Regions from separate parts of the Homo sapiens genome. Here region 1 is linked to region 2. Evidence: chromatin loops called from intact Hi-C (ENCODE). Cell type or tissue: mammary epithelial cell. All regions are shown on one strand.

Region 1 (5,000 bases), 91 kb after region 2:
ACTTTTAGTGACTTTCATTTTTGGTGAAAACCCTGGTTAATAAGCTATTTTAATTGTGTACTAGGTGGGGAGTCTAGCCTAGGACACACCAGGCAGAAGTGCAGATAGGAGCTGACTGCTAACTCTCAGGCTAACTCCACATGTTCCCAGGCCCTATCTAGAATCTAATGGCTTTAAGGTAGGTAAATTAAACAGTTTTCAAAAGTCAAATAAACAGTTCAACCTTAAAGCATTTAGCAAATCTGATATCTGACGTTAATTTAGACCAAATGTCTACATTTTCAAGATAATTTTACTAATAATCTTTAAAACTATTTCCAAAAGATTACTAAAGTTACATGAACAAAAAGGCATTAAAGTTTCTATTTTTCTGACAAAATATTTGATTTAAGTGCTTATTTTTCTAAGCCAATTAATTAGAGCTCTTTTATATGTAAACATATAACACATATAAATACACAGACAGACAGATTCAGCACTTGTAAGATTTTTCGTTTGCCAGTTTCTTAATTGAATTACTGGCTTCAGGATGGAGCCCTTGGAGGAACAGGGCCAGAAAAGCATGCGTTCTTACGGCCAAATAAGCAGCAAATAAGCAGCTGAAGGCAGACAGATCCCCAAAATTAAGGGTGTCATTTTATACTGGTTCCTGGATCCCCAAAAGGAGGGAAATACTATGGAAGAAGATAGCGCAGTGCTTCTACTCTGCATTTCTTGCAAGGCAACCCAAAGCCAATCAGCCCATTTTGTCATCAGCCTATCCCTCAAGGGTGTCTCATCTCCCAGTGGGGGGTGGGGATGTTTCCTTATCTCCCAAGTGGCCAAGAGCATGCTTGTCTGAGCTGAGTGTACAAAGAGTCAAGTATCCCTCCATAACTACTATTAGCCATCCCTTAAAGTATATTTCCTACCTAGTTCTTACACACGAAAGCTCTCTCATAATGCAAAGTAATTTCTGATACCCCAAAACTCAAAACCGTTAGATAACACAATGCAAAACAGAACAGTGCCTTTGAGTTTTAGAGGGATCTATTTGCTTTTAATTCCTGGGGTTTCATGAGGGAAACAGAGGGTTTTTTTCCCCAAAACGGGGTCTGTGGCGCCTCCTCTGTTTCTCCCAAGGAGTCCCAGGCTACCCGAAGTTATCTTAGGGTCTCTCATGTGTGCTTGAAGAGTGGCAAGACAAAAAAAAAAAAAAATTGGAGAAAAAATAATTCAATTGACAGAGAAGAAACACCTTTTTCCAGAAAAAAAAAGTTCCAAGGAGACAAAAACATAACGGCCTTTAAAATATATGTATAGCTTGTTTATCCACTTTTAATTAAGCTGATTTTTAACCATGGTGCTCTTTAAAAAAGAAATCCTTCCAGATCTCTTATTACCCGACTTCGGCCATGCCAAGTGGCCAATATTTCTAGTTTCTGAACTTTGCCAAAGGTAACCTCCTAGGTGCTTAGAGAAACAAAAAATTAAGGCAGTCCATGGAGAAGAGAATAGACAAGGTCACACAGATATTAAACCAGAAATGACTTACTTCCTAGGTGGGGAATTGAACTCAGACCGCCACTGTGAAAGTGCAAAACATTAGCTACTAGGCAGCTAGTACTAGCAGCTACTGGGCAGAAGTAGCAAACAAATTCAAAAGCTAACAGGAGACATAACTACAGCACAGGGCAGTCTCCAGTTCCTTTCCCACGAGGAATCTAGAGTAGTGAATCCTGAGCTTGCAGAGGCTTTTAACTATGTGATAGGATTTTTAGAGCTAACTCTGACATGAACCCTAAAATTCCTGTTTCCTGAAGACAGAGACCAAAAGAAAGTACCACCACCTGGTTAAAAGGCCAAGCTCCCAAGGACATAAAACAACGTGGAGACTTCATTCAGTTTTTCGTTTGTTTCAGGGACCTGCAGCCAAGTTTGTTATGGACCAGCTTGCTGGGTGGTCTTGAAAAGTGGGCTTACAAGTGTTCTAAGCCAGTGTTTGCACCTAAAGTACCCCTTGACACAGAAAAACACATTCATAGCACAAAATACACCAGCTTAAGACTAGCCTTAGAATTCTTTTTCGCATTAATCAAAACTTTACAGAGGAGATAAACACTGATTATTTATTTATTTATTTATTTACCATCCATTCAACTGCACAGAGAGCAGCCAGAAATCTGACTGGTAAGAAATTCTTACCCTTTTGCCAGCATGCCAGGCTTCTGGTTTCCCTTTCCCTGAGCAACCCTAGTGATTCAGCTTGTGACACCATAGCCCTGGGGGCCAAGCCGCATTATAAAGGAGAATAATTTTTTTTTGCTCTGGCCAGAGCAAAATACATGTGATAAAACATAGACATTAGTCATTCTGCTTAGCACCCAATATCAGACTGGCAAGGCTTAAATTTGCCCCCAGAAGGGCCCTGTCATCTTTAATCCAACCTCTGGCTAGGAGTTTCAACACATGGTCTCTGGGCAAGTTGGTTGCCCTGAGTAATAGAAAAGATAACAAAGGGAAATAAAAAGTAGAGAAGAAAAGCATTGCCTGTTGGCAGGGTGGGGAAGGTGAAATGATCAGGGAGGCCAGGAGAAAGACCCACACATTGCGGCGACACTGAAAAGTTCAGGCAGCTGCAGCTGCTGTCGTAAAGGGATTTTTTTCCAGCAGTCTCATCACCTCTCAAGTTTCCTCTTTTAGGGAGGAAAAAACTCCTCATGTCCCACAATCCTGTCCATGCCTGTCACCCACAGCCATCAGCAAAGAGTACAAGGCAGATTAATCCAAAGAGAATAGCAGTTAGCACCCCATAGTGCAAAACCTGTTCTTAAAGGGACTTTACCAAGAGGTGCCTCTAACCCCCTAAATCGTAGAAGAGACTCTAACCCTCCTAAACTGGGCCTCTAACCGAGGTCCAACAAGTGTCCTTGCCTTTTATTAAGAGTGGCCTTGCGGGGGAGGGGCCAAGATGGCTGAATAGGAATTGCTCTGGTCTCTAGCTCCCAGGGAGACCAATGCCTAAGGCAGGTGATTTCTACATTTCCAACTGAGGTACCCAGTTCATCTCATTAGGACTGGTTAGGCAATGGGTGCAACCCACAGAGAGCAATCAGAAGCAGGGTGGGGCGTTGCCTTACTCAAGGAGTGCAAGGAGCAGGGGGCCTCCCTTTCCCAGCCAAGGGAAGCCATGAGGGTCTGTGTTACCTGGCCCGGGTACTATGCTTTTCCCACGGTTTCTGCAATCCGGAGATCAAGAGATTCCCTCGTTTGCCTACACCACCAGGGCCATGGGTTTCAAGCACAAAACTGGGTAGCTGTTTGGGCAGACACTGAGCTAGCTGTAGGAGCTTTTTTCATATCCCAGTGGCACCTGGAACCTTAGCAAGACAGAACCATTCACTCCTCTGAAAAAGCGGCTGAAGCCAGAGACCCAAGTTCTCACTGAGCAGGTCCCACTCCCATGGAGCCCAGCAAGCTAAGAAACACTGGCTTGAAATTCTCACTGCCAACACAGCAGTCTGAAGTCGACCTGGGACAGTCAATCTTGGTTGGGGGAGGGGAGTCTGCCATTACTGAGGTTTTAGTAGGTGGTTTTCTCCTGAGAGTGCTAAGGAGGCTGGGAGGTTAGGACTGGGCAGAATTCCCCACAGTGCGGCAAAGCAGCTGTGGCCAGACTATTTCTCTAGATTCCTCCTCACTGGGCAGGGCATCTCTGAAGGAAAGACAGCAGCCCAAGTCAGGGGCTTACAGATAAAACTCTTATCTCCCTGGGACAGAGCACCTGGGGGAAGGGGCAACTGTGGGCACAGCTTCAACGGATTTAATTGTTCCTGCCTGCCAGCTCTCAAGACAGCAGCTGATCCTGACAAGGGTGATTCTCCCAGCACAGCGCACCAGCTCTGCTAAGGCACAGACTGCCTCCTCAAGTGGGTCCCTGATCCCTGTGCCTCCTGACTGGGAGAGACCTCCCAACAAGGTTAACAGACACCTCCTACAGGAGAGCTCCAGTTGGCATTACATTGGTGCCCCTCTGGGATAAAGCTTCCAGAGGAAGGGGCAGGCAGCAATCTTTCCTGTTCCGCAGCCGCCACTGGTGACACCCAGGCAAACAGGGTCTGGAGTGGACCTCTAGCAAACTGCAGCAGACCTGCAGAAGAGGGACCTTACTGTTAGAGGAAAAACTAACAAACAGAAAACAACGTCAACATCAACAAAAAAATACCCCCACACAAAAACCCCATCCAAAGGTCTTCAGCCTCAAAGATCAAAGGCAGATAAATCCATGAAGATGAAGAAAAACCAGTGCAAAAATGCTGAAAATTCCAAAAACCAGAATGCCTCTTCTCCTCCCAATGATCATAACTCCTCTCCAGCAAGAGCACAAAACTGGATGGAGAATGACACTGACAAATTGACAGAAGTAGGCTTCAGAAGGTGGGTAACAACAAATTCCTCTGAGCTAAAGGAGCATGTTCTAACCCAATGCAAGGAAGCTAAGAACCTCGATAAAAAGGTTACAAGAAGTGCTAACTAAAATAACCAGTTTAGAGAGGAATAATTTTAAATCACTAGATGAAGCTGAAAAATACAGCACAAGAACTTCATGAAGTATACACAAGTATCAATAGCCAAATCGATCGAGTGGAAGAAAGGATATCAGAAATTGAAGATCACCTTACTGAAATAAGACATGAAGATAAGATTAGAGAAAAATGAATGAAAAGGAACAAACAAAGCCTCCAAGAAATATGGGACTATGTGAAAAGACCAAACCTAAGACTGATTGGTGTACCTGAAAGTGATGGGGAGAATGGAACAAAGTTGGAGAACACACTTCAGGATATTATCCAGGAGAACTTACCCAACCTAGCAAGACAGGCCAACATTCAAATTCAGGAAATACAGAGAACACCAATAAGATACTCCTCAAGAAGAGCAACCCCAAGACACATAATTGTCAGATTCTCCAAGGTTGAAAAGAAGGAAAAAATGTTAAGGGCAGCCAGAGAGAAAGGTTG
Region 2 (5,000 bases):
AGAATTAAGGTGACACAAGTAAGATTAACAGGAGAAACGCATACACATTTATTTAATAAGTCTTATGTGACACTAGCGAGTCATGATGATCTTTGATAAGTGAGGAGATAGCAACTGAACAAAGGCCTGAGAGGGGCTTCTGAGGTGCTGCTTGTCTTCCATACATTGATAATTTGTGCATTTTTCTAGTTACACATTTTGTGTTTATGACTGGCAAACAAGATAAAAGAATAGTCAAGTTCATGGGTTTGGCCTGGTTTAATGATCAATACAGATACTGCTGTACTAAGTCCATTTACTTTGCAGAAATGTGTCACTAAGTAGGACCAAAAATCAGACTTACTTAAAGAGAACTATTTTTAAATGCTTATTTTTAAAATATTTTAAAATAAATACATTTTAAATGTGCTTTTTACAAATGCATTGCTTAGGTAAAGTTATTTTGCTGCTAAATTGTAACAATTCGCTCTTCAAAAGGTTTTTATAGCTAAACATTGTCCTCTTAGCTTGTCAGTTTCCTAGCATCAGGAATTTATATGCCTCCTTCACTCTTATAGTGCATACTGAATACTCAATGAATTGTGTACTGACAGGCACACCATTTCTGAAAGGCAATTTGGCAAAATGTATCAAAAAAATTTTAGTGTACTTTCTCCTTGACTCATCTATTCTAGTTTTAGAAATCTATCTAGAGGAATAACTGAGCAAGTCAACAAACACATGTTCAAGGATATTCCCTGAATCATTGCCTATAAGAGCAAACATTTGGGAACAATCACAGAACAACAGGGAATTGGTTAAATAAAACTGGTCTATACATGGTATAGAAAAGTATACATCCATCAATTTTATTACATATATTAAAAAGAAAAGATAAAAGAAATAATTATATTATAAACACAGTTTAGAAAATCAGGCCGGGCACGGTGGCTCACGCCTGTAATCCCAGCACTTTGGGAGGCTGAGGCAGGAGGGTCACGGAGGTCAGGAGATCGAGACCATCCTGGCTAACACTGTGAAACCCCTTCTCTACTAAAAATACAAAAAAATTAGCCGGGAGTGGTGGCGGGCGCCTGTAGTCCCAGCTACTCAGGAGGCTGAGGCAGGAGAATGGTATGAACCCAGGAGGCGGAGCTTGCAGTGAGCCAAGATTGGGCCACTGCACTCCAGCCTGGGCCACAGAGCGAGACTCCATCTCAAAAAAAAAAAAGAAAAAAGGAAAACCAGTCTTTATGGTATAATCTCATATTCTAATGTAAGGGAAACATCTGGAAAGATATACGTTACCATTGTAGTGGGGTTCTATCTGGGTGGTGAAATTACAGTTAATTATTCCCTTAATTTGCCTATTTACAATTCTAAAGTTTCTACAGTGAGACATATCATTTGGTATTAAAAACACTCAAAAATGTCTTTCCCAGTGTCATCTTAGATCAAGCTTATCATAATGGAGTTAGATTATAAGCTGGCATTTTGTAATTTTCATCCAGTGGATCTGTATACACACTTACATGTGTACAGAAGCACACATATAAGTATGAGGAAAGGACAGGCTTCACGCCAAGCCAATTTTTTTTTTTTTTTTTTTAGAAAGAGTCTCACTCTTTTGCCCAGGCTGGAGTGCAGTGGCACGATCACAGCTCACTGCAACCTCAGCCTCCCGGGTTCAAGCGATTCTCCTGCCTCAGCCTCTTGAGTAGCTGGGATTACAGGTGCGAGCCACCACACCTGGCTAATTTTTGTATTTTTAGTAGAGATGGAGTTTCACCATGTTGGTCAGGCTGGTCTCAAACTCCTGACCTCATCATCTGCCCGCCTCGGCCTCCCAAAGTGCTGGGATTACAGGCATGAGCCACCACGCCTGGCCAAGCCAATACTTTTTTAGAATAAAATTTCAGTGCAACCTTGCAAATAAGTTCTCAGTATCTACAAGTCCATACCAGGGCATCACTAGTACATTAACAAAATCAAAAGAGAAAACAAAAGTTATTTTGATTTATTGCATGAACACCTAATGGGAAATGAGTATTTCAATTATAGGTATTCATTTTATACTCTGTTCTGATTTTTGTTTGTCAGTTGGATGGTTGTTTATCTGATTTATGACTATGTTGTTATGACTGGAAAACAGAGGACCAAAGGATAGCTAATTTACTGGGTTTGATCTGGTTTAAGGTCAATTCAGCTCATTGCTATGTTGAGTCAACTGACTTTGCAGAAACTTGCCATTAAGTAGACCCAACAATCAGATCAACTCTACCACATTTAATTTGGATGAATCACCCAGATACAACCTTTGGCAAGAAGATCTCACTTACTCAGCTTCTCCAGTCTTGCTTTCTTAGATTTTCCTTTCTTTATTCCTAGTTGGTAAGCTTGCTGCCACAAAGGACAAAAAAATAAAATTGGAAGGAAGGAATTACATATTTTTTCATTTCCATTACAAAATCTTGACAACACAAGGAGAGATCAAACAGGGGCCTTTAACATAGCAATTGTCTTTTCTCTCTCTATGGGGAATGGCTATCTTTGGTGAATTATTAGAATGGACAGATTCTACTCTATTTAGTTTCTGTCAGAAGTCATGTTAACAGAAAGACCATGTAGTTTTTACCAAAATGTCAACAATGTGGCATTTCCCTGGGATGTATAACCAATGGATTTTGTGCTGGGGGAAATGTCTGGGTGAAGGCCTGAGAACCATTTTGAGTTACTCAAAGCACAGAGCTGCGATTCTGTTGTTCCAAGTGTGAGATTGATGTCTTCAGAGGAGAGACTCACACTCTGGAATAGGTGGACTAACAGAAAGCTCATTTGAGGCTTATGACACTGTGGCTTACACCTAGATATCTCCTGGATGCCTTTATAACAAGGACTTCTGAATATAATAAATGGTAGCATTTATCACTGGAGTAACTCCCAGCTCAATTGCTTTCTGGAATTTATCATTTCCCAGAGTGTAGGTCCTTTAAGTGGTATATTCTTCTGTCAAAATATGACTTATCAACTAGTAATTCTACGCCATTCATCACTGGATTTCTCTCTGTGTCACCACCCAAACGGACAAGCCCATTACAAGTACTTATTTTTTAAATGAATCATTTTGGTAAATCCAGTGGATCTCAATTTTTTTTTAATCAAACTTTTCAAGATTTGGTGAATTATATTTAAGCAATACAATTACATTTTAAAACCTATCAGTGTTGATTTTATTTAGAAAAACAAGGAAAAATCCAGAAAATGAATGGAAGCCTGGCCTTGTGAATTAAAACCTCTTCTGCCATCAGTGCCTTTGTGCCAAGTTCCTAGATGAGCAGCACAGTGCATCACTTTACTTGGATATTAGCAAAGGGTGTTCCAAGAGGGCTCCTAGTAAAAGTGATCTGGGAAACACTGTGAACAATTCCTATCTTCATGAAAATTCGCATTTCTAAGTAACATATTAAAGACTCTGTGAATACAACGATAAACTTTAAACCTTTACTTAAATCTGTCTTCCTGTCTACTAAAAACCATATTTGAGAAACACCAGCTAAGTATAAAGGAGGTATCTAGAAGAATACTGCCCAACAGAAATATAATGTAAGGTATATAGGGACCAAACTTTCTTATGATCCCATAAATACAAATAAAAGGAAAGAGCAGAAACTAATTTTATTAATGTTTCATTTAATTCAATATATTCAAAATATTATTGAACATAAAATCAATGTAAAATTAAGAGATATTTTATATTACTTTCTTAAAATAAATCTTTGAAATCTAGTATGTGTTTTACACTTAAGAAACATCTCATTTCAGACTACTCACATTCCAAGTGCTCAATAGCTACATGTGACCAGTGGCTACCTTACTGGACAGTGCACATATAGAAGATTAATGATTATATAAATTTAAATGCTTAAAATATCATCATATTTAACAAAAATGATTATAATGTGATTATAATGCCTGACTGCTAATCCACAAATTATTGCAGGATAATAACTTATTAACGATGGTTATTTAGACAACAATACTAGGTTGCACCTTAACTCTGGTTTCCAAAGGAAACCAGGATCGGTTAGAAATGTCCAGTGGCTTTTTTGAAGATAGGAATTTTTAAGTATTTTGTTAATTGCCATATTCACAGCACCTAAAACAATGCCAGGGTTATAGTAGATGCTCAATATGTTTTTGTAAAATGAATGCCATTTTCACTTAGGAGAAAATCATGTTTTATATCAAAAGGCTAAGAAATGCTTTAAGCTTGCAGCACTCAATTCAATGAACTGACTGTGTCCTATTCAGAGCACTAACTATGTGCCATTTGCTAAGAATTGTGGATAGGCAGCTCCGATGTGGATGGACAGAGCAGCGTGCGAAGGCTCACATTGTGAATTTTAGCTCCAGATCGACTGGAAGAACAAACCAGCAATCCCAAGTGGACCCACAGACCCTCTGAAGGAAGCAGACTGCTCCTGCAGGACCTGGGAGAAACCTCAAATACTGTGAGTGTCCCAACTGCAGAAGTGGGAAAGGGAGAGCCTCCTCTCCCGAACACACACCCCCACTGGAGAAACTGAAGGTCTGTTTGCGGGAGAAGTTTCTGACCTTACCTGGAACTGAGTCAATTTAAAGAGCCGAGCAAAGTACAGGGGTAGAGGAAGCAGCAGGAAGGCCCTGGGAGCTCACTGTGTCCCCAAGCAGGCCATTCCTTTCTGGCACCAGAAGGATCCACTGGGAGGGTGGCCAGAGGAGTGGGCAAGGAACACCAGGGAGAAGGAAATCTCCAGCTGAACTTTGTAACAATTTCAACGGGGTGAGAAGCCTCCTGGCCAGAACTCGAAGTAGGGTGAGAATCTGGTGTGCACACTCCACAGGCAGGGGAAGAACCAAGGCTTTTTCTTTTGCAGCTGGGAGGCAGGTAGCCTGGGGCAAGTTTTCAAGGCCAGCTGATCCACCTCCTGGAAACAGACTCAGGGCTATTGCGGCGGCACTATGGGAATGAGACTGGCCCT

Evidence for each region. Peaks named below come from ENCODE experiments on the same cell type or tissue, not always from the same donor. Only the 100,000 strongest peaks of a DNase experiment are listed, where the experiment ranks them.
Region 1: a loop joins it to region 2, with 4 times the contacts of the local background. A loop is called at or near these places in 1 of 110 quality-filtered maps.

Annotation. Positions count from the first base shown.
Region 1 is chr3:59,098,910-59,103,909 of GRCh38, reverse strand. All of the region lies in intron 2 of CFAP20DC-DT (CFAP20DC divergent transcript), which reads right to left. Among named protein-coding and RNA genes, the nearest start is that of CFAP20DC-DT, 15 kb to the right of the region's middle. In mammary epithelial cell, no CTCF peak of the experiment used is centred here; a DNase peak (open chromatin) is centred at 2,329; H3K27ac peaks cover 1,229 bases.
Region 2 is chr3:59,189,833-59,194,832 of GRCh38, reverse strand. The region is part of intron 4 of CFAP20DC-DT (CFAP20DC divergent transcript); the gene reads right to left. Among named protein-coding and RNA genes, the nearest start is that of CFAP20DC-DT, 110 kb to the right of the region's middle. In mammary epithelial cell, no CTCF peak of the experiment used is centred here; a DNase peak (open chromatin) is centred at 2,242; H3K27ac peaks cover 1,973 bases.